3 separate regions of the Homo sapiens genome follow, and regions 2 and 3 are each linked to region 1. Evidence: chromatin loops called from intact Hi-C (ENCODE). Cell type or tissue: heart left ventricle. All regions are shown on one strand.

The links. A loop is a pair of places that touch in the nucleus more often than their neighbours do. Peaks named below come from ENCODE experiments on the same cell type or tissue, not always from the same donor. Only the 100,000 strongest peaks of a DNase experiment are listed, where the experiment ranks them.
Region 2: a loop joins it to region 1, with 2.7 times the contacts of the local background. A loop is called at or near these places in 28 of 110 quality-filtered maps.
Region 3: a loop joins it to region 1, with 3 times the contacts of the local background. A loop is called at or near these places in 45 of 110 quality-filtered maps.

What each region holds. Positions count from the first base shown.
Region 1 is chr17:57,240,266-57,248,265 of GRCh38, reverse strand. No RefSeq gene overlaps it. Among named protein-coding and RNA genes, the nearest start is that of MSI2, 12 kb to the left of the region's middle. In heart left ventricle, a CTCF peak has its summit at 4,963 (motif pointing left); DNase peaks (open chromatin) are centred at 4,955 and 5,942; H3K27ac peaks cover 1,048 bases.
Region 2 is chr17:57,593,414-57,601,413 of GRCh38, reverse strand. MSI2 (musashi RNA binding protein 2) reads right to left here. Exons shown (of 14, transcript NM_138962.4): 8 at 4,464-4,546. It overlaps MSI2-AS1 (MSI2 antisense RNA 1), which reads left to right. Exons shown (of 3, transcript NR_110807.1): 3 at 1-550. Among named protein-coding and RNA genes, the nearest start is that of MSI2-AS1, 11 kb to the left of the region's middle. In heart left ventricle, a CTCF peak has its summit at 3,410 (motif pointing left); a DNase peak (open chromatin) is centred at 3,404; H3K27ac peaks cover 2,348 bases.
Region 3 is chr17:57,437,978-57,445,977 of GRCh38, reverse strand. All of the region lies in intron 6 of MSI2 (musashi RNA binding protein 2), which reads right to left. Among named protein-coding and RNA genes, the nearest start is that of MSI2-AS1, 170 kb to the left of the region's middle. RefSeq lists silencers at 1,658-1,727, 5,190-5,249 and an enhancer at 4,720-4,779. In heart left ventricle, a CTCF peak has its summit at 4,959 (motif pointing right); DNase peaks (open chromatin) are centred at 2,617 and 4,927; H3K27ac peaks cover 1,609 bases.

The DNA.
Region 1 (8,000 bases):
GCATTTTTTTTCTTAGAGTACTGTGGCATCTAAATGTTGGGATTTTTTTCTGAATAATCCCTTATAGGTGAATTAGCATTAGAATTATCTCAAATGTGGCAAACATAGGTCAGTTTGGCTGTATGTTGTAATCACTTGGGGAACTTTAAAAAATGCTGATTCTTGGTTTTCCCACGAGATTGTGATTTAATTGGCCTGGGGGACAGGCTGGGCAGTGGGCTTTTTTAAAGCTCCCCAAGTGATTCTAATGTGCCAACAAGGCTAAACATGATTAGTTTTAAATGTACTGATGAAAACAAGCCAACAACCCGTGATGGTACCAGAGTTCCACCCCAGAATGACTTATATTTTGCCTAGGGAGGGCCCTAGGTATCATATTTTTTAAAAATTCTGCTCATGATTGTAGTGAAGATGGAGAACCAACAATTTACATGGGCATACCCAGTCTGATGGGGAGAGTTAAAATAATGTTGGCCAGGCATGGTGGTTCACGCCTGTAATCCCAGCACTTTGGGAGGCAGAGGTGAGCAGATCACATGAGGTCAGGAGTTCCAGACCAACCTGGCCAACATGGTAAAACCCCCATCTCCACTAAAATACAAAAAAAAAAGCCAGTCATGGTGGCGGGAGCCTGTAATCCCAGCTACTTTGGAGGCTGAGGCAGGAGAATCGCTTGAACTCAGGAGGCGGAGGTTGCCAAAATCATGCCACTGCACTCCAGCCTGGGTGACAAAGAGAGACTCTGTCTCAAAAATAAATAAAATAATGTTAAAAGTGGAAGAGTGAGAAATCATGTAGCCGAGCAGTTCCTACTGTCTGCAAAACAGGCCGCCAGAGTCCCCAAGTGCTTTTAAGTGGTACAGATTCCTGGACATTGTGGATTTAACACAAGATCAGTGAGTTTTTAAGTCCCCAGAGGACTTAAAGGCCACCAACTTTGGAAACCATTCGGCTAGCCCATCATATTTTGCAAAGGAGGAAAACATCCCTTAGAAAAGTGTTTTTGTTCTCATGGTCCCAGAGCTGATTAAGAGGAAAGCTGACTCTTAATCAAAGGCTGACCCTTCCAGTCTAGTGTCCATCTCATCCATTTCTAAACAGAAAGCATCCTGCCACTTTTAGAAGGTCTTGGACATTTGAAAGAGACAGATTTGGGATTCATGTGCAGTTATTTCAAGAATGTGGGTTTTCTGTTTTGCTTTACAATAAATAAAAAAGCCTGCCGCCTTCCAGGTGGGGTCTTACCAGTAGTTCGTTGACCTTGAGCAGGTAAGCCACCATCATTTTCAACTGTCCTTATGTAAATAGGGGATTGCGGTGCCTTTAAAATATGCTCACAAATTCTTTAAGACTCCTTCAAAAGATGGAGTCGAATTGCCCTCTCCTCGAGTGTGGACTGTGCTTAGTAACCGGCTTCTAAGGAGCAGGACCTGAAGGAAGTGATGATGGGTGAATTCTAAGGCTAGATCATCCAAAGATATTGTAGCTTCCGTTTTGCTTTGTCTCATGGATCATTGGCTCTGGGGGAAGCCAGCTGCCATGTCATGAGGATGCTCAGGCATCTCTCCATGCCCTACGGAGAGACCAGTGTAGAAAAGAATTGAGGTTTACTGTCAACATCTCAAACTAACTTGCTGGGATTGTGAGTTAGACACCTTATGAGTGGATCTGCCGGCCCTCATCAGGTCTTCAAATGATTGTTAATCTGGCCAATGCCTTGACTACAACTTAATGAGAGCCTTTGAACTAGAACCTCCCAGCTTAGCCATTCCTGATTGATGCTGAGATAATAAATATTTGTTGTTCGAAGCTGCTAAGTTTTGGGATAATTTGTTACACAGCATAGATAACTAACACAGAGATACTTCAAAATGCACCAAAATAGAGCTGCTTAGTTTATAGGTTTGCAACAGGATTCATACTCTAACATTTATAGAATGCTTTAGATTCCAACCAAATGAACTGCATATTAGATACAAAGTAGCGATCACATATTATTAATGTTATCAGATGGTAACACATTTCATGTTCAATTAACTGAAATGCTTTTTCTGCAGCAAGGCTTTGCTCATCTTCTTATCCCCACTGTACACTTATAAAAGGTCACTGTCAAGATCTAAAAGTATATATATGATTTAAATGTCTTGACTCAGTTGCTAACAACCATGAGCGTGTTTTTCAAATAGGAAAAGCAAGATTCATTTCAACTTGCTCTTTTTCACACGATGCTCTTTGTTTACTTTTTGGTATTGCATTCCGCCGCCACGCTGGACGCCTCTCTTATTAAAGAGGCTGTTCACTTATCTCTCTCCCACGGTCTCGTAAGCCTCGCTTTTAAAAACAGCGTGGCAGACTTTGCACCAAAAAAGCAAGCCATGTTTTTACTAGAAAATATTTAGGGAAATGAGTTTTTTTGTTGTTGTTTTTTTTCCATGAAAATTTCACCAAGTATAAATTACAGGTCTAAAACTAATGGTCCTTTATATCGATTTAAATAAATAGCCTCCTTCCTCAAAAATCATGACTTCTGAGCATGTTCTTAAATTCAACACTAGTTTATTTTCTTCCAAAAAATATGAAATAATCATGTGCATAGAGATCCTAAGTTGGTCTTTCTTCTGGATCTGTATAATATGGGAAAGCCAAGATGGTATCTTTATTTATTTTTTTGAGACAGAGTCTCACTCTGTCTCCCAGCTGGAGTGCAATGGCGCGATCTCGGCTCACTGTAACCTCTGCCTCCTGGGTTCAAGCAATTTTCCTGCCTCAGCCTCTCGAGTGACTGAGATTACAGGCGCCTGCCACCATGCCCAGTTAATTTTTGTATTTTTAGTAGACACAGGGTTTCGCCATGTTGGCCAGGCTGGTTTTGAACTGCTGACCTCAGGCAATCCACCTGCCTCAGCCTCCCAAAGTGCTGAGACTACAGGGGTGAGCCATCATGCCTGGCCCCCAGATGGTATCTTTCTACAGAGTCATAACTGGAGGTATAAAATATCTGGAAAAATAAACACACAAAACCATGGAGGATGTGAGGCTGACAAAAAGTGAAATTATATTCTTATTTTTTGTTGTTGTTTTTGAGACAGGGTCTCCCTCTGTCGCCCAGGCTGCAGTGCAGTGGCTCAATCTCAGCTCACTGCAACCTCCACATCCCCGGTTCAAGCAATTCTCCTGTCTCAGCCTCCTGAGTAGCTGAGATTATAGGCATGTGCCATCACAGCCCACCTAATGTTTGTATTTTTAGTAAAGATGGGGTTTCACCATATTGGTCAGGCTGGTCTCAAACTCCTGACCTCAGGTGACCCACCTGCCTCAGCCTCCCAAAGTGCTGGAGTTACAGGTGTGAGGCACCTCACCAGCGAAATTCTATTTTTCAAACAGCCTTTAACAATCTAACAAACAAGTATCTTTATGTATAATTTAGTTACTCCTAACATTGTTTGATGTATTATATTTAGAGACATAAAGGTCTGTTTTATTTAAATGATAGAGAAATTTGTTTTCTTTCATTTTTTTTCCAAATTGGGGAGGAAAATGCAAAAAGCTCCCAAAAGGAGGGAAAAACAAACCTAAAGCGTGTTTGGCCAATTTTTTTTTTTTCCATTTTCCCTTTCCATTTTCACGTTGGGCATAGCTGAAATCTAGTGCTGTGGGTGAAGACTTTTACTCCCTTTCATTCACTCCTTTTTCCTTGTCTCCAACTCAAAATTATCACACCCAAGCAGGGCATAGGGTGCTTATTAGTCCAGCTGAATAAGAAAGAGCTAGATTCCTAATTAAGAAATATCATTTATTGAATGACCACAACAGAGGACCCTTCTGGTGTAGGGGGGGGGAAGGGATCAGAAAGCTGTAATCTTCAGGAGTTGCAAAAGGTGGGCAATAGCTTAGGGTTGGGAGTGAGGCTGGCTGTAGCCTCTCCATGTGGCAGCTTCCTGCAGGGGACTCCCTAGGCCAGTCTGGTGAACCCCCTCCCCAATCATGGGCGGTATCTTGTGATACCAGTGTGGGTATGGTAGGCAAAAGAGACAAGCCTCGGGAATTAAACAGGAAGTCACTGTTCTCATTAAAAATATCCCAGGGCTGCCCTTCCATGTCCCCTAAAGCTGTTTCACCACTGTTTGTCATGCTGTCATCATTATTCTTAAACGTGTAAGTAAATATTTTATTCAACATCTTCACTGCTTGGCAGTTAGGGAGCCCTTTGCCTCCTAGACTTGGCTGCCTCCCAGTGCTGCCTGGAGGGGTGGGAGTACAGTGGGCCACTGGAATGCTCCACGGAGTTCGGAGTCACGGCACAAGAGCACCATTCTGTCAAGCCCTTTCCACCTGGAAACCATTTTCTCCTTTGGCCTCTCGAGCTTAATTTTTTAAATCTTTTTAAACCAGTCACCAACTTCGTCTTGATGAAAGGTGCCAAGGCCCCCAGAAGAAAATGATTACACCTTTCAACTCCACCTGGAAACAGTTGACAGAGGGCCACTGTCACCTTCCCTTCCTCCTCTCCACCACCCTTGCAGCTTGCCCCATCTCCACCGTGACCTGCCTTGCCAAACTGAAATCTAAGTATCGCAGCTGCAGATACACAGGGTCCGCGCACCCGGCCTCACACACTCTACAAGTTATGTCTGTGAACTTCCAACGTTCCCATCATCACTTCCACGCCTTGCCTTGGAGTCCCATCTGCTTGCAAATTTGCCAGCAGCAAACACATAGACCCACAAACCACACGTGAGCTTGGACAACATTGGGCCTGCTTTTTAATAATTCTTTGCTTTTGGCCATTTACACAGCATAGGAGGCGGTCAAAGCAGCAATCAGTAGCACAGCTGTAATGTCATCCCATCGTATGTTTGGGTTACAAGGAGGCCAACCCGACAATATCTGTTTTGGGGCGAGAAATTCCAACTTTGGAGGACCATGGGTATGAGCGCCCTCGTCTGGCGAACAGAGGAAACGCCTTCTTGCGCCCCACATTTCAGTTCCCTCTAGTGGCCGAGCAAAGAGAAGCTGTATCTCATGTCACAGCCCCACATTCCAGAGTTCAGGGCCTGGCTATCAGATTCTGAAACCAGAGCCCCCCAGATTCAGAGGTTTCCTGGAGTTGACATTGAGACCCACCACAGTAGCCCACGTTGCAATTTCTACAATCACCCATCAGCTAATTCCAAGTGGCTGAAAAAACTAATTGAAGGGAAGGAAGGAGAGGGAGAAAGGGCTGTCATCTGTGAAGGGAGAATTCAAATAGGTCAAAATCAAATCTCTTTAGCCAAACGTGGTATTGATGCATAGGAGAGGCAGAGGGAAAAAAGAAAAGTATTAGATGTGAAGACAATAGGGGATAGACTGTACAGCCAATTTCTGAGCAAGATATTCATGCTAAAAATACTACTACTATTTGGAAAGGGCATGAGAAATCAAAATGTGGCTGTGTCCATGGGTGGGAGGGAAAAGAGGCTGTGCATACAAACACCCAGCATTAGAACAAGACCAAGAAAGGACCTAATCCAAGAGGAGTAGGGATGAACATAAGAATAATTTGAAGTGAGCCAGAAAATTAATTTCGCCATCATCCTCTTACTTTTGTGGGGCCGATGATGCTGGTGGCCCCCAGTGGCTGGCCACAGCTCTGGGTCCTGAACAGGACCCCTAAGACCCCATCACCCACTCAGCAAAATGCCACATGAGAAAGAAGGGCATGATCTGGTGTTGTACCTTCTAGTCTAAGTCACAAATAATCATGAGCATTCAAAAACATTCATTGCCCAAGTGGCTGCTGGGGAGGCCTGGCCTGACAGAAGGCATTGCATGAGAAAGACCCGGGGGGTTAGCTGATCACCAGCTTGATGTGAACCTACAGCGCGAGGAGGCTGTTGAGAACCCTAGTGCAATCTGAGGCTCTATTAATAGCACAGCAGAGTGTGGAAGGAGGGAAGCAATACTCCCAGCGCGTGCTGGCAGGTCAGGCCACATGCAGTTTTATGCTCAGTCCTGCGGGCTGTATTTTAAGAGAGGCACTGGAAAATTCAAGCCTGCTCAGAAGAGCATGAAAGGATTGGATGTCGGTATTTAGACAGCATCTCTATTAGTTTTACAGTCCTTTTGCAATTGGCAATACCAGAATGATTATTACACGGAGTCTCCACAGCCAGTCACAGGAATCATGTTTCTAATGTTTGCTTTACCTCCTTGAGCTTTGGGGTCCCCTCTCTATATAATGGGGGTAATAATTTCTGCCCAATCTACCAACTCCGAGCATAATTTGAGAATGGATCAGTTGGGCCCGTGTGTATGGAGCATTCACTGAGTGTCCAGCTCTGTGCCAGGTACTGGAGGCACAGAGACGAACACAGTGAGGGATCTGTTTTTGAGGAGCTTGAGGTCTAGTTGGACAGACAGATCCATAAGCAGATACTTTGCATGTAATGTGACAGAGGATGATAGATACATGCATTGATTTGAAATGAGATACAATTAATTTCTCATAAAGAGTGACAAGACAGAAAAGCAGAGTCCTTGTGGAATATGGACTTTCGAGTGCAGAAACAGGAAAAGAAATCATTGGAGGTCAGGGTAGAGAGGCCATCAGGGAGAAAAGATTAGAACCAGAAAAGTTCAGAGTCACAGAAGACAACTGAAGTGTCACAGCAGTGTCAGATGCCATTATGAAGTCAAGGAGGAGGAAGACTAAAACATTTCTAAACCACTCACTGGACATGGAGATGAGGAGTTCATCCTTAGTGGTCAAGAAAGATCTTTCAGGAAAACGATGAAGGAAGAAATAGACTTCATTTAGGAAGTGTGTGAAAGATACATTTATTGAGCACCTACTACATACCTAGCATAGTGTTACTCACTGTGGACATTCAAAGAGCAAAAGGTTTTGTTCCAGCCTATCGCAATATTGGTTGGTGCATTAAGACTAACACCTGTATGTCCATTAAGGAATAGTGGAAGATCATTATATGAACTGTTCGACTAGGTGAGGCAGACAGCATGGTGGTTTAAATGACCAGTTGGCCTGACCCAGGATGATGTTGCATATAGTCACATATGCATACCAGAAGAAAAAAGAATTGGTATTAGTGCACTCCAAATATGTCCAACCTTCTTCCCCTTTCCCTTGATTCTTGGAGAGTTTCCATTCCCAGAAGCATTCAAAAACACAAGTCTTGTCTTAACATCCCTCATGTTTGCTCCCATTTTGTTATTTGCCAGTGAAATTAATATTACTCTTTACCCTGCTCACATTCTAGATCCAACATGCGTTTTTTTTCATCAGTGGGTTTGTGTTTGGTTGATTAGTTATTCATGTATAATGTAAGATGACAAGAGCTGTAACACAGAGAAATGATTGTGGAGAATGCAGGCGTACAAGCTCTGGGGTTGGCTTCTTATTTTTCTTTCTTTCTTTCTTTTTTTTTTTTTTTGGTGGGGGTGTGGATGGGTAGGCAGGTTAGTAAAAGCATTTGGATTACTTGCAGATGGTTGAAACTCTCCCCTTACCAAACTGGTGACTCAAGCAAAATAGGCGGAATGAAAAGAAATGGCATTTGCCTGCTCATCCCATCTCTTTGATCTGCATCCTGGGCCCCTCATCAGCTTCTGGTTCTGTCCCATACAATCACCCAACTCATTCAACATCTGGACTTGAGATTCCACCTCCCGGCTGCTCTTGGAAGTCTTTGATCACTTCCAGTGTATCTTTTGTATGTTGGCTTCTTTCATAGGTTGATTTTTCACAAAGGCGGTCCGCTTTATAGACTAGTCTTCCTCTACCTTGACTTCTGGAACCTTCCCAAAATGTCTGTTTCCCTCACAGTAGCCAAAGAGGTCTTTATGGGATGCAGGTCGGATCCCTCCAGCGGTTTCCCACTGCATCGAACCCCCTTGCTGTCACCTAAAAGACCTTCCGTGGTATGTTCTAGGTCTGCTTTTCCAACCTCACATTACACCACCATCTTCTATCATCTCTTTCATTTTTTTTAATTAATTAA
Region 2 (8,000 bases), 350 kb before region 1:
TCTCTGGTGGGTCACGAGGCAGCTCTGTGCATGCATTTGTGTGTGTTTATTGATAAAGAGCCACATTTGCATTTTGCTCTGGCTTGGAGAGCTTGTGGGTTTGGCCCTGAGCTTGGGTGGCAGTCAGCTCCTGACCCATGCTCGTCACTTATCTGTGTCTGTGGCAGTGGAGGAAGAGGCATGGAGATCTGGGACCTGTTAAACCCAAGCGTGGTCCTTCTCCCTAGCTGGGAATCTGGCCTGTCTCCTCTGCTCTTCTCCTAGGAGAACATGGAACCACATGGGCCACGACATAGCTGACTGGGAAAGGGTGGTCAGTGATGGAGGGCCTGCAGCCCAGCTACATAACCCTGAAAGCCCCTTTTGGCCTGAAGGGGACACACAGTCTGATGGGTACAGATGTGAGCTCTGGAGTATAGCTTTCTGGGCTCGAATTCTGGGGCTGCCATTTGCTGACCATGTGACCTTGGGCAAACTGCTTAACCTCTCTCTGCCTTGCCTTGCCAATCTGTAAGTGGGGATAATGATTAAAGAGTAAGTGAAAATCAAATGAAATAAGATGCATGATGCATAAAGTGTTTAGTAGAGTATGTAGTTTGTACCACCCAATGTCAGCTATTAGTGGGATCTTTATGTGTGAAAGGGTGTCATGTGGGGTCTTTCTGGGCATCCTCCTGCCTGGAGATAACCTCCTTAAGGCAGGGCCTACATGGAGAATGAAGGAAGGATTCCTGTGATCCCCACTTCCCAAAGACAGCTATCCTGGTCCCCTGTGAGTAGAATGACTCACGCCTTCTCCTGGCCCTTCTGCATGGTAGAGAAGGAACTCCATTTTAAAAAATGCCCAGGAAGAGACTCCCCGACCCAATTAGATGGGCAATGGCTTTAGGAATTATAATGTGCCTCACAGACATGTGGTCCTTCAGTGAATCCTTTATTTAGTCCACAATTATTTATACAGGGTCTCCTAAGTGCCAGGCACATGAGATTGAACCAGAAGACCTAGATTCAAGTACTATGTCTGTGACTAATCTGCAGTAAGACCTTTCCCATCTGTGAATATAAAAAAATCATGGCTCCAGTATGTACCAGGGGGTGCAGCTATCTGCCACTTCCTGCCAAATACCCAGAAAGATTGCGAGGGTTTGAGGAGATGGGTCTGTGGTTTCACAGCACAGTCCTGTTTATGAAACACTCCTATGCACATTCTAACAATCATCCATGTTCTTGTTTGGCAGTCTCTGAGTTTTCAGTTTTTCCAGATATCTCATTTGAATTCTGTCCATAGCCCAGTTTAAACTCATTTCCTTTTCTTTGGGCCTCAGAAGTAGAAACCAGTATCACAAAAACCAAAACAATTCAGGATGCAGGCTTCTCTACCAACACCCTTTAAATTCCACCCTTCTTCAGAGGAGGGGAATTGGCTGGAGAAATCTCTCTCAATGACAACTCGTGGATGATGGCAAGGATAATGGCAAGAGATAACACAGATCAAGCTTGCACCCTGTGCAGACACTGTGCTAAGTAAGCCCTTTGCTCCTGGTATGTCACCCAGTCTCTAACAACCCAATGAGGCAGTATCATTACCAGCCCTGTCTTACTGGAGCTCAGCAAGGCCCAGTGTTCTTCTCCAAAGTCCTCTCCCAGGGCCTCTAAACTCCCCACCTTGGAGCTCATAACTGTTGGGCTGTGCTGGGAACGTGGACCAACACCTCCAAAGCCTGTCATCCGAATCAATCTGCCCCCACTTCTTCCTCTTGTCTACTTCCATCTTTGCTCATTCTCTTGAAGAACAAGTACTAGCCCCAGATTCAAAGGCAAACACAAACCCTTACACTAAAAACCCGGTTACGTGCACCTGACATAGTCACCCTCCACCTGGGTGGGAGAGAAGGCGATAAATATGAAACAGGAAAATGGCTGCAAATCTCTCTGGCTTCAAGCCAGCCCCATGGGTTCTTCTTCTGGGGCAGAAGCTCTACTTCCTGATTGCTGCCCGGGTTATCTGGGGATTCACCCTCCCACCCCCAAGCTCCAACAACTGTCTATATAGTTCCTTTGGCACCAGTAAGCTCAAGACCTATGCTCCTTCGCTCTCTGGATAGCCTGGGACCTATCCCCTGAGCCTCAGTTTCCCAGGATAAAGCCTTTCCCCATCTGTGTCTCGGGTTTGTTTCAAAGCCTGTCAACAGGGAAGGGCTACACATATGCATTCAAGGTGACAAATGGAGCAATGTCCTTCCGGTCTACATCTGGCCTTTCCTGATGAACCCTTAAGGCTTGGCAAGACAGGAATGGCATCTGCCAGTACTCTCTTCTATTCCCCACTGCCCAGCAGCCTTAGTGGAGCCTGTCAATGGCGTGCTCTGGCTAGGATAAACAAGGCATCTGGGCAGTGGATGCAAGTTTCATTTAAGTCCTCTCTCTCTCTTTTTAAAAATAGCTAGTACTGGTCGGGCACAGTGGCTCATGCCTGTAATCCCAGCACTTTGGGAGGCCGAGGCAGGTGGATCACTTGACGTCAGGAGTTTGAGATCAGCCTGGCCAACATGGTGAAACCCCGTCTCTACTAAAAATACAAAAATTAGCTGGGTGTGCTGGCACATGCCTGTAGTCCCAGCTACTTGGGAGGCTGAGGCAGGAGAATTGCTTGAGCCCGGGAGGCGGAGGTTGCAGTGAGCCGAGATCGTGCCACTGCATTCCAGCCAGGGCAACAAAGCAAGACTCTGTCTCAATTAAAAAAAAAAAATAGCAAGTAGTAACCTACCAAGAGAAAAGTACCAACTGTAAACTTGCACGGACATCTGGGGAGCTGAGAAAGCCTATGAGGGGACCTGTGTTATTCTGTCACACTTATCTCCCTCCTACCATTTTAATGTCTGAGTTGATGCCTCCAACATACAGTACGCAAAAAAAGAGTATTTTCATTTCAGATGCATATGATGGCAAGGAACAATACGAACAATATTATTTTAGTGCCCTGGGAAAAAATTAGCAAGTCAAATATTGAATCAGGCCTGTAGCGCCACATGCTAAGCAGATTGCTTTGATCTTATCCACACTAAAAGCTCTATTATTGAATTTAAAGTTGGTGAACACATATCAGACCAATATACAATGCATGTCTGAACGCATGTTTTAGAAGCAAGAAATGTTTTGACAAAAGGAAGAAAATATTAAAGTTACAGCTGCAATTGAAACACAGATTTGCCCTCCCTCTTCTCTTGAGGCTGGAGGCTCTCGTGGCCAACCAAAATGTTTTTGCTCCAAAGGACTGGTTCCAGAAACACCTGCTGAGCTTCTATTTTTCTGGAACCAACAAAGAAGGGAATTCTCACCCTCCTACTCAATCCGAAGAAAGGAGTTTGTGAGTGTGCAAATGCTATGCATGATATGGCACCCTCTGGTGGCCACTGATCTGGGAGGCCTACACGACTTCCCAAACTTCCAGTAATCCAACCTCCCTTCCTCTTGAGGCTGCTGTGGCAGAAAAAGGAACTTTAAAGAGCCAAAGAGAGGGAAGGAAGCAGCTGATCAAGAGGGCAGAAATTAATTGATGGCAAGGGAGGGAATGTTAATTTTCCAGCAGGACCCAAAGAGAAAAATAGTTTGGTGCAGTAAACTTCCTATCTAGGATATACCTCTCAAAAGCTGCACAGCAAAAGAATATCCTAAGCCAGGTGCCAGCAAGTTACGACTCATAGGTCAAATCCCGCCCTTCTGCCTGTTTATGTAAAGTCCAAGAATTGAGAACGGCTTTTACATTTTATTTTATTTTTATTTTTTTTGAGACAGGGTTTCACTTTGTTGCCCAGGCTGGAGTACAGTGGTGTGATCATGGCTCACTGCAGCCTCAACCTCCTGGGGTCAGGTGATCCTCTCACCTCGAGTAGGTGGGGTACAGGTGCACTGCACCCAGCTAATTTTTTTTTTTTTTTTTTTTTTTTAAGAGATGAGGTCTGGCTATGTTTCCCAGGCTCGTCTCGAACTCCTGGCCTCAAGTGATTTTCCTGCCTTGGCCTTCTAAAGTGCAGAGGTTATAGGCGTGAGCCATCATGCTTGGCCTGGTTTTTACATTTTAAGTGGTTAAAAAATTAATATTTTGTGATCTGTGAAAATTACATAAGGTTCAAATTTTGGTGTCCATAAACAAAGCTTTATTGAAACACAGCCCCACTGCTTTATGTATGCATTGCCTATGGACGCTACCCAGCAGAACTGGGTAGCTGCAGTCAGCTTTATGGCCTGCAAAGATGAAAATATTCACGACTTGGCCCTTTACAGAGTTTGTCCACCTCAGTATGAAACAACTGCTACTGTTCACAGGCCTGGACCCCGAGCATCTAGCCCCCTCCCCACCCCTGCCCACTCCAGCCTGATGATGGGCTGGACCAGTCTGCAAGACTGGGTGTGTACGTAGAGAAAGGGGGCATTCCATTTCAGCGCAACCCCTACACACTTACCATTTTATTATTGATTTCATGGAAATGAATCTCACAGACTTTCTCCACAACATCTTCATTCTCAAAAGTGACAAAGCCAAACCCTAAAGGAAAAGAGAGAGAAGAAAAAACAAAGAGAGGCGGGGTGAGTTCAGTTCTGGCAGGCCCAGGTTTTTCTCTGACGTCCTGAGGTCTTGACAGCCTCCTGGTCTGGGGGTAGGTAGGCGGATCCTTGGGAGGACCTTGAGGTTGGAGGCAATGATTTCTAATTTGTACTGAGCACCCTTCCGACAGCGAGGAAAAGTTAATGATTTCACCCACATGCAGCGGGCACTGTGTGGTTTACATTTGCCCCGAAGCAAACAAGAAATTTACTTGTCTGTTATTTACAAGGGTCAGAGCCCCGCGGCTCTGTGCACGGCAGCAGGCGGGTGGGCTAACCAGAGCCTCGTGGATCACTGCGGGGCCACGCTTGCCCTTTCCGCGAGCAGCCCTGGCCAGCCCTCGGGTCGGCCTCCAGACGGAGGTGGTTATTTGTCCTTTTCTTCCTGAATTACTTCCTCTAATACCTCATCAGGACATCCTGAGGCCTGGAAGAAACTATTAAAAGTTTCAGGCCTCTGTTCCGCGCAGGCATCCTTTTTATACTGCTGCTTCAAAAGCGCTCTGGATTTGGGGCAGTTTAAGACTGTTTGATGCCTGCTGTCAGCCCGTCAGCTATCCACTGTATGTACTCTGCTGGAGACCGGCTTTGCTAGACAAGCTGCACTGAAGAATTTTGGCAGGCGACTGCTGCTCAGTATCCTCAGTTCCTCTCCTACCCTCCTGCCCCTTTCTTTCTTCTCCTCCCGCCTCCGACAGCGTTTCCAGCATGTGGCCCCATCTGTGACCCCACTCAGTAAGTGCTGCTTTACCACATGGCCCCATGCAGGGTTGCACCCTCCTTGGATGGGATGCAGCTGCCACATGGTAGCGTTAACATGGCGAGGGAGCACAGGCCATGGGGGCAGACACACTGATGGGGAGACTGAGACCTGGCTTCCACTTCTCACTGTGCATCTACTTTATGTTTAATCTGGGGGAGCCCCTTGCCCTCTCTGAGCCTCAACTTTTGCATCTGCAAATGAAGGTGGTAGAACTGGACCCTGGGTTTCACACCTCCTGTCACAGCCCAAATCAGGATTCACAAGGCTGTCTGCTGCCATCTGAATGTTTGTGGCTGCCCCTTGCTGCCCCCCGACCCCCCACCCAGATTCATGTTGAAATCCAAACTCCCAATGTGATGGTATTAAGAGTTCAGGCCTCTGGGAGGTGATGAGTTCGTGAGGATGGGGCCCTCATAAATGGAATTAGTGCCCTTACAGAAAGACATTAGAAAGCTTGTTTTTTCTCTCTACCATGCGAGGATGCAACAGGAAGGCAGCTGTCTGTACACAGGAAGGGGGGCCCTCCCAGAAATGACCATGCTGGCACCCTGCTCTTAACTGCCAGCTTCCAGAACTGTGAGAAATAAACCGTTTTTCTTAGACCATGGTACTTCATTATAGCCGCCCCAGCTAAGACACTCTTCTCCCCAAAGGTATGAACCTGGCTGAACACTAAGCCAGACACACCAAGCAGGAAGACAAAAACTGAATGGCCAGACACACCAAGCAGGAAGACAAAAACTGAATGGCTGTTCTATCACAATTATATTATGATAATTGTGTTTCCAGTCAATGAGCAAAATACAGATGCTTCCTTTTCAAACTCTGTGTCTATTTTGGGTCCCTGCAACACAAGACGGAGAGGGAATTTCTCAGGTCCCTTCTGACTCTCATGCATCCAACTCTAACATCACCATCTTCCAAGGAACACCAGGAAACAGGGAGCTGATATGTGGAGCTCCTTTAGCATAGCTCCTGCAGGGACTAGCAGATTCTTCGGTATGAGAATAAAAAAGGCTACTATCTGCTCTCAAACCATTTCCAGTAAAACAGAGGGCTAGGACCACGAAACACAGCAATCGTGATCTTTATCATGTCATTTGCTACCACCACCCGCCAAATACTGGGCCAGTGCTCCCAGCATACACAGTCCAGCCTGTTGTAGATACATAAGGCAGCATCAGATGTACCATAAAGTGGACATGAGTGTCTGCTGGAGGGGCTCAAAGATGCCGAGTTTCTCCCAGTGTCACCCAGTAAAAGCTAGGTTCTCAGTTACCTCAGAGGCCTGAAGCAGACATCCGACAGGATACGTGGTTTGAAATGCTGTCCAACAAAAAAACCTTTCACCAGGTTTATACCCCCTACCCCCTAAACCAGGTCCTTTGAGAGAAAGCTGCTGGGAACGCTATCCTATTCCCTCTCTTTGGGCATCTCCTTCTCCTTGGCCCTTGGTCCCACTGATCATTGCAGAGCTGGAGAAGAGCCACACCGACACTTCCCCAAGCCACTTCTCTTTGGGCTTTGGGGTATTTGTTCCTCAAGCGCTCCTTTAAGCACTTTCAGTTTCCTGAGGGCATTCAGCTCACCCTACTGGGGTATGTCTCAGGAATCCTGGGTTGGGAGGAGCCTTAAAAACATCAGGTTAAAACTCCCACCCAGTCAAGGACCCCTGGAGCACTCAGCCAGGAACTTAATCTTTTTGGTTAATCCCCTTCCCCCAGCCCCACCCTCCTAGGGCCCAGATCCTAACTGGCCCCAGTAGAATGGATTAAGAGCCAGCACCCTCCCGCAATCCCACAGGGAGGGAGGGGTGGCACTGCGGAGGCCGCGGAAATTGGCCAGCGTGCCTTCAAGCCAGAGCGCCCTGCAAGAGGGTGATGCTGGGGTCTTGTCCTCTAAGGGTCCTCAGGACGGAACAGGGCCCCTAACACACACCAAGTGCTAAGTGAGTGACTGAATGAGCCATTTCTGCTCCTCCAGGGTCTGAGCATCTTGCTAATCCACTTGAGTCACTGCTTTGCCTCAAGACTGATTCCGCTCTTCCTTCTGCGTTTACCAGCTGCCACCTGTGCTAGGCACTGTGAAGGACGTGGAGATCAACAAGGCAATGGCCCTCTGCTTGCACAATTCACGAACAGGCACGAGTCAGAGGATCCCATGCAGGGACAGCGTCTCCCTCTCACCCCTCACTTCCAGCCTGTGGGGCACTCTGGGTCTCATCTGTCTTTGAAGGTCACCCCTCTGCCCCAGCCCCCACGCCCAGGCACCTTGCAAATAAAACAAGCCAGGATAGGCCAGTTTTTAGGGAACCTCACTGCTAATTAGGACAAGTGTAGCAGGTTGAATAGTGGCCCTCCAAACATACATCCATGTCCTAATCCCTGGAATTTATGAATGTGACCTTATTTGGAAAAAGAGCTTTTGCAAATGTAATTTAATTAAGAATCTTGAGAAGAGATTATCCTGGATTTAGGGTGGGCCCTAAATCCAACGACAGGTGTCCTTAAAAGACAAACAGGGGATATTTGAGACACAGAGAAAGAGAAGAAGGCCATGTGAAGACAGAGGTAGGCAGAGAATGGAGTGGTACTGCCACAAACCAGGAACACCTGGAGTCTTAAGAAGCTGG
Region 3 (8,000 bases), 200 kb before region 1:
AATACCCGGAACAGTGCCTGGCAGAGACAGGGCATTCCTAAACATTTGTCTCGTGAATCAACGAAACTCATTCCGTCACAGAACAAGGTTTGCTCTCCTAAGCCCCTAGAATAGCGTTCCATATTCTGAAAAATGGCCTGGTTCTGCTGAAGGAAGCCCAGGAAGCACATAGAACGGGGCACACTTTGGAATTCGGGGAGACACCTCCGGGGAACACTGGTAAGTACTCGGTATGAATTCACAAAAACTAGTTGCATGTTAATATATGCTGCCCCCTCCTTAAACGGCTTATAAACACTGTAATTTTCCTCACTAAAACATTGTCTAATAGAACCAACTCCCCTAATTACAGACGTTTGTATGCATTATAATCTTTATACAATTAAACCTACTAAAAAGAATAAATGATTAAATGCACCCCCCCCCACCGCCCTGTCACTAACCCATCCCTCCCCTAACCACCAAAAAAACAAACAACACAACAAAAGACCCCAAAGGTGCTGAGGATACCATGTTGAGCTGTAGACAGACAAAAGTCCCAGGAAATTGAAATTCAGGCTGACACAGAACTTTGTCACTACAGGAGGTAAAGTCAACTTTCACCTTCAAACCCCAGCATCGGACAGCTCAGCATCTGACTTCAATGTCACATAAAAGGCTTGTATGTACAAAATGTCTCATTTCAGGAGCAAACATCTTCCTTCACACACTTCATCTCCAGACACAAACACGCGGCTTGGTGACCGAAGGAAGCTTTTCTGGGATCATCTCCTAAAAATTTCACAAACGCATTCCTGGCTCGGGGGTATTTACCAGGAAGTCTGCGGCGACTCCTCTGGAGCCAGGCAGGTTTAACTGATAAGTCTCTCTTTGGGACACTGGCAGTGCATCCTGGGGAAAACATCCATCATGGAATTTCTATGAAAAACGCCCAGATATCAGCTACTCTTCCTATGCTAACACTCCACTTTTTAAAAATTCAGCATTGTGAGGAGAAAAGGGGAACTATGCCCCGTGAATGCCAGGAGCTGAGATGGGTCCTCCTGTTTGAGTGCTGAAAGGGCCATCAGCACAAAGCCATGTTATCTAAACCCCTGAAAAGCTGGTGGTTGAAAAGGAAGAGCAGGCAGAGAGGCTTAATTATAGCCACAGAGCGGACACCTCCCCACCCCCCGCCAACCCCGGGCTTTCCTCTGGATGTGCCTTGGAAGGTTCCTTCTCCTACCTGGGCCACCAGGCCTTGGGCAACCAGAATAATCATTTCTGCCCTTCCAGGGACAAAGTTCTCCAGCAACAAAACAGGATGGCCTAGTGGAAAGATCTGTGTCATCTCATGGGCCCACAGTGAAGGGCTCTGGGCATCTTCTCCGTGCTGTGTTCTTTTTTTTTTTTCTTTTGAGACGGAGTCTTGCTCTGTCACCCAGTCTGGAGTGCAGTGGCACGATCTCAGCTCACTGCAACATCTGTCTCCCGGGTTCAAGCAATTCTGCCTCAGCCTCCCGAGTTGCTGGGATTACAGGTGCCCGCCGCCACGCCCGACTAATTTTTGTATTTTTAGTACAGACGGGGGTTTCACCATGTTGGTCAGGCTGCTCTCGAACTCCTGACCTCATGATCCACCTGCCTCGGCCTCCCAAAGTGCTGGGATTATAGGCGTGAGCTACTGTGCCTGGCCCGTGCTGTGTTCTTGCCTGTAAACTAGAGCAGATAATAGAATCTGCCTCCTAAGGCTGCTGACGGTGCACTGTAGACGCTGTGTGAGCAGTGGCTGTCATTATCAGACAAAGGATGCCTAGCCATGTGCAGGAATTCTGCAGGGTCACTCAGGCCTTGGTAATCTTGACCCTAAAAGGCCTCTCGAGTCCTTTCTAAAAAAGGGTTTGGGGTGAGGGGAATGGGGCAGAAGTCAGCAAGCACTTAGGTTCTCCCGTTTCTTGTCTTCTTCCCTGGCTCTGCCCCCATCCACCCCAAACCAAAGATGATGACCGGATGTCAGCTGCAATTCCTGAGAATCCGTTAGGGCATCTGACACAGACACCACTGGACTCAGGAGGAGAGAGGCATCTGCCCAGTTTTTGGTAAGGAAGAAAGCAAAGTGGCATCTGCTGAGGTTTACTGTCCCAGGCACGTTGCCCTGGGTGCTCACCCTGTCCTCAAAAGCCCCTAAGGTAGGGACAATGATGATCCCCTTTTGTCTCTGGAGGAACTGAGGTACAGAGAGGTGAAAAGCTTTGCCCAAGGACACAGCTAGTGAGTGACACGGTTCAGGCTGACCCCCTGACAAGCCTGTCTCACACGGGCAGAGCAAACACATTCAGGGGGCAGGGAGGAGATGGGGTTTTACGTGTCAGCTCAGCCCCTAACTTGCTCTTCGACCTGAGAGACCCCTCCTAGGCACCCAGTGCTCCCCTCTGCAGATGGGAGTTGGTTCTTCCAACCGTGTTCTATGGATCTGTGAGTCACCAAGTTCTAGGGCTTTCCCACTCAAGCAGCCTCTCTCAGCCCCTTTTCCAGGCCTTTCTTTGGTGGTTGGGGTACAGATTGGGCAGCCGAGGAGAGGCAGTTCCTGCCGGTGCCACGTGTGCCCGGCACAGCTGCCAGGAAGTCCTATTAGTCAGCACCAACAGCTGCTGCCACAAACACGCGGCACAAACGGAGGAGACGCGCCCAAGACTCTGCTGAACCTTGGGGGTGGTTGGAGAACGAGAAGAGCCAAGGAAAAGCAGGAGTCCAGACCTTCCAGAGGGCTCCACACATGGCCCCCCACTCCCTTTACCCAAGGCCGAAGCCACAAAGTCACCTGAAGCCAAAAGGCCCCACTCAGCCCCAGCCAGCCGGCTTGGCTGGATTTTGTTGTCCTAAGTGGGCCTTCAGCTGCAGACAGGCACAGACATCAGCCAGGCAGACAGGCCGCAAACGGTAGCTGTCCCCAGAGCCCTGAAGCCCCCAGCCATCAGGTTTCCTGTTTCCTCAGAGCAGGGAAGGTGCTGGCAGGTGGGAAGTAACCCCTAACCCCTTCAAGGTGGGTTTGTAAGTATAGGGTCTCTCCCATTAGCGCTTTTCTTCATCCCTTCAAACTTTAATAAGGATGATTTTTGTAAGCATTCTCAGGCTCTCCTGTTTCAAGGAGCATTAAATTTCCAGCACTGTCTGCCAGAGGTATCCCAGGCCCCCAGCGTGCCGGCAGGAGATGCCATTCTACACACCTGTCAGGAAGAAAGGAAGAGTAAGATGGCCCCAGGCCAGCACCGCCTCCCTCGCTCCCACCCCTCTGTTCTCTGGGCATTCCAGGGTCTCGTCAGCAACCCCTCTTGATTTTCATCCAGTCTCATCTTGGGCAACAGAACCTGGGGTTGTGGGTTTTTTCCCAGAAGAAGAAACACACGAGGAGAGGCCAGTGGAGAACAAAACACCCATTTCTTCCGGGAGAAGGGGAGGGGAGATGGCTAACTGCTGGTCAGGCTGTACAAAACCCTATAGAATCCCACAAACCTCGTGCTGTTTAAGAAAAATAAACGCCCACACAAAAACCTCTCCAAGTTCTGAATCTTACAGCAACTCCCCTTTACAAAAGTGAGGTTGTTTATGCTTAAAAACCAAGAAGGCAAATGTCTCTAGAAGGTTTATAAAAATCAGCTGTGTTGGCCAGGCGCAGTGGCTCACGCCTGTAATCCCAGCACTTTGGGAGGCTGAGGCGGGCAGATCACAAGGTCAAGAGATAGAGACCATCCTGGCCAACACGGTGAAACCCCGTCTCAACTAAAAATACAAAAATTAGCCGGGCGTGGTGGCACGCGCCTGTAGTCCCAGCTACTTGGGAGGCTGAGGCAGGAGAATCGCTTGAACCCGGGAGGTGGAGGACCCAGTGAGCCGAGATCGCACCACTGCACTCCAGCCTGGAGACAGAGCAAGACTCTGTCTCAAAAAAAAAAAAAATCAGCTGTGTTGATGTACAGGACCATGAACCCACGCGGAGGCCAGTTTAAATGTACAGCCAAGCAAGGGAGGTCTCCAGGGTGAAGGGAAGAATGCCTCCCTGAGATCCCTTCACCCTTCTGTCCTCCCCATGAAGCTACAATTATGAAATAAATAGTGAAATAATAATGAAAGAAACCCCTGCAGGCATCATCTTTGCCTAAAACAATGACTACTATTGCTACACACCTACTGTGTGCCAGGCAACATGCTTTAAGTACTTCCCATATGGCAATTAATCTACATAATGTCCCTTATGAGGCTGAAATTACATGCATAAGTTTAAATAACAACGAAAAGGAAGAAAGAAAGCACAGAATCAGGCTGAGAGAAAAGGGAAAAGAAAGGGACCCTGGTGAGAGATGCCTTCTGTGCTGGACCTCACAGAGGGACTTTGTCTTATAGGGTCCTGTCTTCCTAAAACAAAGTCTCCAAGAAGTTCAGAGATTTACAACATTATTGAGTCCTGAAGCTGCGATTCAAAACCCAGTTCCAGCTGAGTGCAGAGGTCTGTCTATATGCCAATGATACTTTCATACTTCTTGAAAAAAAATCTACCTCCCAGCAGTGAAAACCAGCCAGCCCAGCTGGTTGCAGGGTGGTGAGGTGACAGAGCAGGCAGTGTGTAGGGCATGGGGACACCTCCCAAGGGATTTAGGAGAGGCAAGAGGGGTGGACCAGAGTTCATACAAGCTATTCAAGAGCCTCAGGGCAGCAATTTAGCACCAAATGCATGAAAAAGAGTCAGCCCTGGGCCTTGGAGGGAGTGGAACCTCTCCCTCTCCTTGGTCAGCCATCTTGTCCTCATGAGTCACCAGGCCCAGGCAAGGGTGTGGGTGGTTCTGCAAACCCGTCCCCGTCAATGGAAACAGAATACAAAGACTTCATCCTCACATTAGTGGGTTACCAGCGTCACTGCCTCCTACAAAGCGCTGCCTGAAAACATCCGTCTCCAGCACGACCAGGTCCCTGCAGCCCTGGGAGAGCGGCAGGGGGCAGTGTTGACAGGAGCAAGCTGGCCAGAGCTACAGCTCCCACCCGGGATGGCCCCTGACCCGAGGCCTCCTCTGAGCCCAAGGGAACCCCTCTGGCCTAGTTTCCTCAGGAGTAAAAAGAGATAGTCCAGGTCTACTCCCTCAAACGTTTCTGTGGCTTAAAATACCAGAAACACCAACATCCCAGGCATAAATAAGGGTACCTGTGGCCTCTTGGCGGACCAGAGGACCAGGGCAAAACCTGCTTCCCCACCTCCTCAGTCCTTACCCTGCACGCCAGGAAATCACATCCACACCCATGCACAGGGGCACATAAATGAACAAACCCACGCTCAGACTCAGTACACAGAGTATGTGAGCCTGCACAGACTGCCATTCATTCAAGTCCCATGGCAGCCTGCCAAATTATAAATAGCCCAGCTCGTTTTTAAGATGACCAGCGTTCAGCAAAGCCCTCTGGCCTTCAGCAGTATATGAGCCTCCTCTTAACCTCTTTTAGCTAGATGCTCAACAAGGAATCCAGTCTGACCCAGCCACGCTACACACACACACACACACACACACACACACACACACACACACACACACACACACGGATAACAAACCCCAGGTAAGACTGTCTGATAAACAGCATCTGACTGATGCTAAGCCCACAGATACGGGGTCCAAAAGGGTATCCAAGTCACAAGAATGACAAACACAAAGCTATTTCAAAGGGAATGAGGGGCACGGCTTCCTGTGCCCCAGCAAGCTCTCAGCAGGCAGACCCAGCTGGCCACCCAGTTCACTTCTCAGACCTCTATTAGAGCACAGGGCACCCATCGCTGCCTCCTCAGCTCACAGTTCAGAACAAGCCCTGCCTCCCCACCCTTTCAAGCACAGTTCAAACTGCCTTGCATGGCTTCTAGGTCAAAACACCACAAGTGACTGGTGGTTTGAAATAAACAGCTAACTCTGGGGAGACCAAACAGTGGAGATAGATCACTCAGCCTCACCCTAAGCTATAATCAAAGAGATAACCATTGGTATTGAATCTTAGCTAGAACAGACCCCCCCTCTTATCCCACCCCAAGCATCACAGACAGAAGTTTCCAATGAGGAATTTCTCAATTCTCTTCATTGTTTCAATTTTCCCCTCTGGCCCTCACACACTATCCCAAGACTTCGGGCCATCCGCTAAGAATCCTGGAAATGTATTCACTTATCAGATTCTTAGGAAATAGTCCAAAGTCTGAGCCTTCTACTATGCTGTGAGCTCCTTCTCTACTAAAAATACAAAAAATTAGTTGGGCAAGGTGGCGCACGCCTGTAATCCCAGCTACTCAGGAGGCTGAGGCAGGAGAATCACTTGAACCCGGGAGGCAGAGGTTGCAGTGAGCCAAGATCGTGCCACTGCACTCCAGCCTGAGCGACAGAGCGAGAGATGCCACCAAAAAAAAAAAAAAAAAGACAAAGCCTATCTCCCCAGTGCCTGGCACAGGACCTGCAATGCCATCCTCCATCTAATGAATGAAAGTCACCTCAAGGGAGGTCCCTGTGGGATGTTGATGAAGGCTTGGGTTGACCCAACTCTCTGCCCGCAAATATCTAATCTCTACCAACAGCCAAGGAAGTGCTTTCTGCAGAGTCCTCCTCGTCCTCTAAATCAGGTGAGGCCATAGTTTGACTACGACATGCCACAACCAGGTTGAGTGCAAATCCTCATCCAGACCTACAAATACCTCTCAGCCTCCAACCTGTAAAATCCCATGAATCACATAGGCTTGATCTGAGCAATCAAAAACTGCCAGAAGCCAAGCCTTCCCCAGCATCAACCAGAGGGACGGAGAAATGTGCCTTAAATCATGCCTCGGGAAACAGAAACCTAATGAAAGTGTCCCCTACTGCAACAAGTCCTGAGCAACTCAACTCAACAGACATACAACAAAATTCCTAGGCCGGGCATGGTGGCTTATGCCTCTGCGGATCACCTGAGGTCAGGAGTTTGAGACCAGCCTGGCCAACATGGTGAAACTCCATTTCTACTAAAAATGCAAAACAAATAGCCGGGCGTGGTGGCAGGTGCCTGTAATCCTAGCTACTTGGGAGGCTGAGGCAGGACAATTGCTTGAATCCAGGAGGCGGGGGTTGCAGTGAGCAACCTGCGCCATTGCACTCCAGCCTGGGCAACAAGAATGAAACAAACGCAGTCTCAAAAAAAAAAAAAATTCCTATGGGAGACCTGCAACCCTCAGGCCCTAGGCTCCGGTCAGACTGGGATTGCCATGGGTCTGCTCTGCTCCTCCGACTAAATCCCTCATCTTGACCCACTTCCATTTTCCCCCTCCTAAAATACTGTATTTTTAAAAATTCCTTAGAGGGAGTGTTTTATTTTCTTAACTGAACTGTGGCTTTCAAAACAGGCCTGACCTTCCTGCTTGCCACCCCTCCTTGTCACGGAGCCACAGAAATTAAATTGATTTTCCCTATCAGTGCTCTGCATCTCAGTGATCATGCCCAGCCTCCAGAAAGTCTGCTTTCTGCTCCATCTCATGAACAGAAGCCCTGCTGCTAAATCTAACCCCACTGGCTCAGGAAGGAGGGGATGGAGGAAGAAGGGGTAACTGAAGGGCACAGGTAACAATTTATGGCCCCCTTGGCACTGTGGTCTTATCTCTGCGGCCAGCCCCTTCTGAGAAATGGTACCCGTTACTGAACTCCCCCTGGGGGGAGGCTATTCCTCGGGGCCTGACTGTTTGCAACAGGTGGCCCAGTCAGGGAGAGGAAAGCTTGCTGTGGGGACCCCATCCTGCCTTCCGCACACCCTACTCCTCTGGGCACGTCCCCAGCCAGGCACCCCAGCTCGGGCTAAACCACCTGCCCCACCCCACCTCTACTGGTGCACTGTCTCCCAGGCGCTGGGAGGTGGAGGCTGCTGCAAAGAAGGCCAAACATGTTCAGAAGGGGCCCTCCATAACCACCCAATCCAAATAAGGTCCCCTTCTCTCTTGTAGGACACACTGTGCTTTCTTTTCACAGCACCTGTGGCAC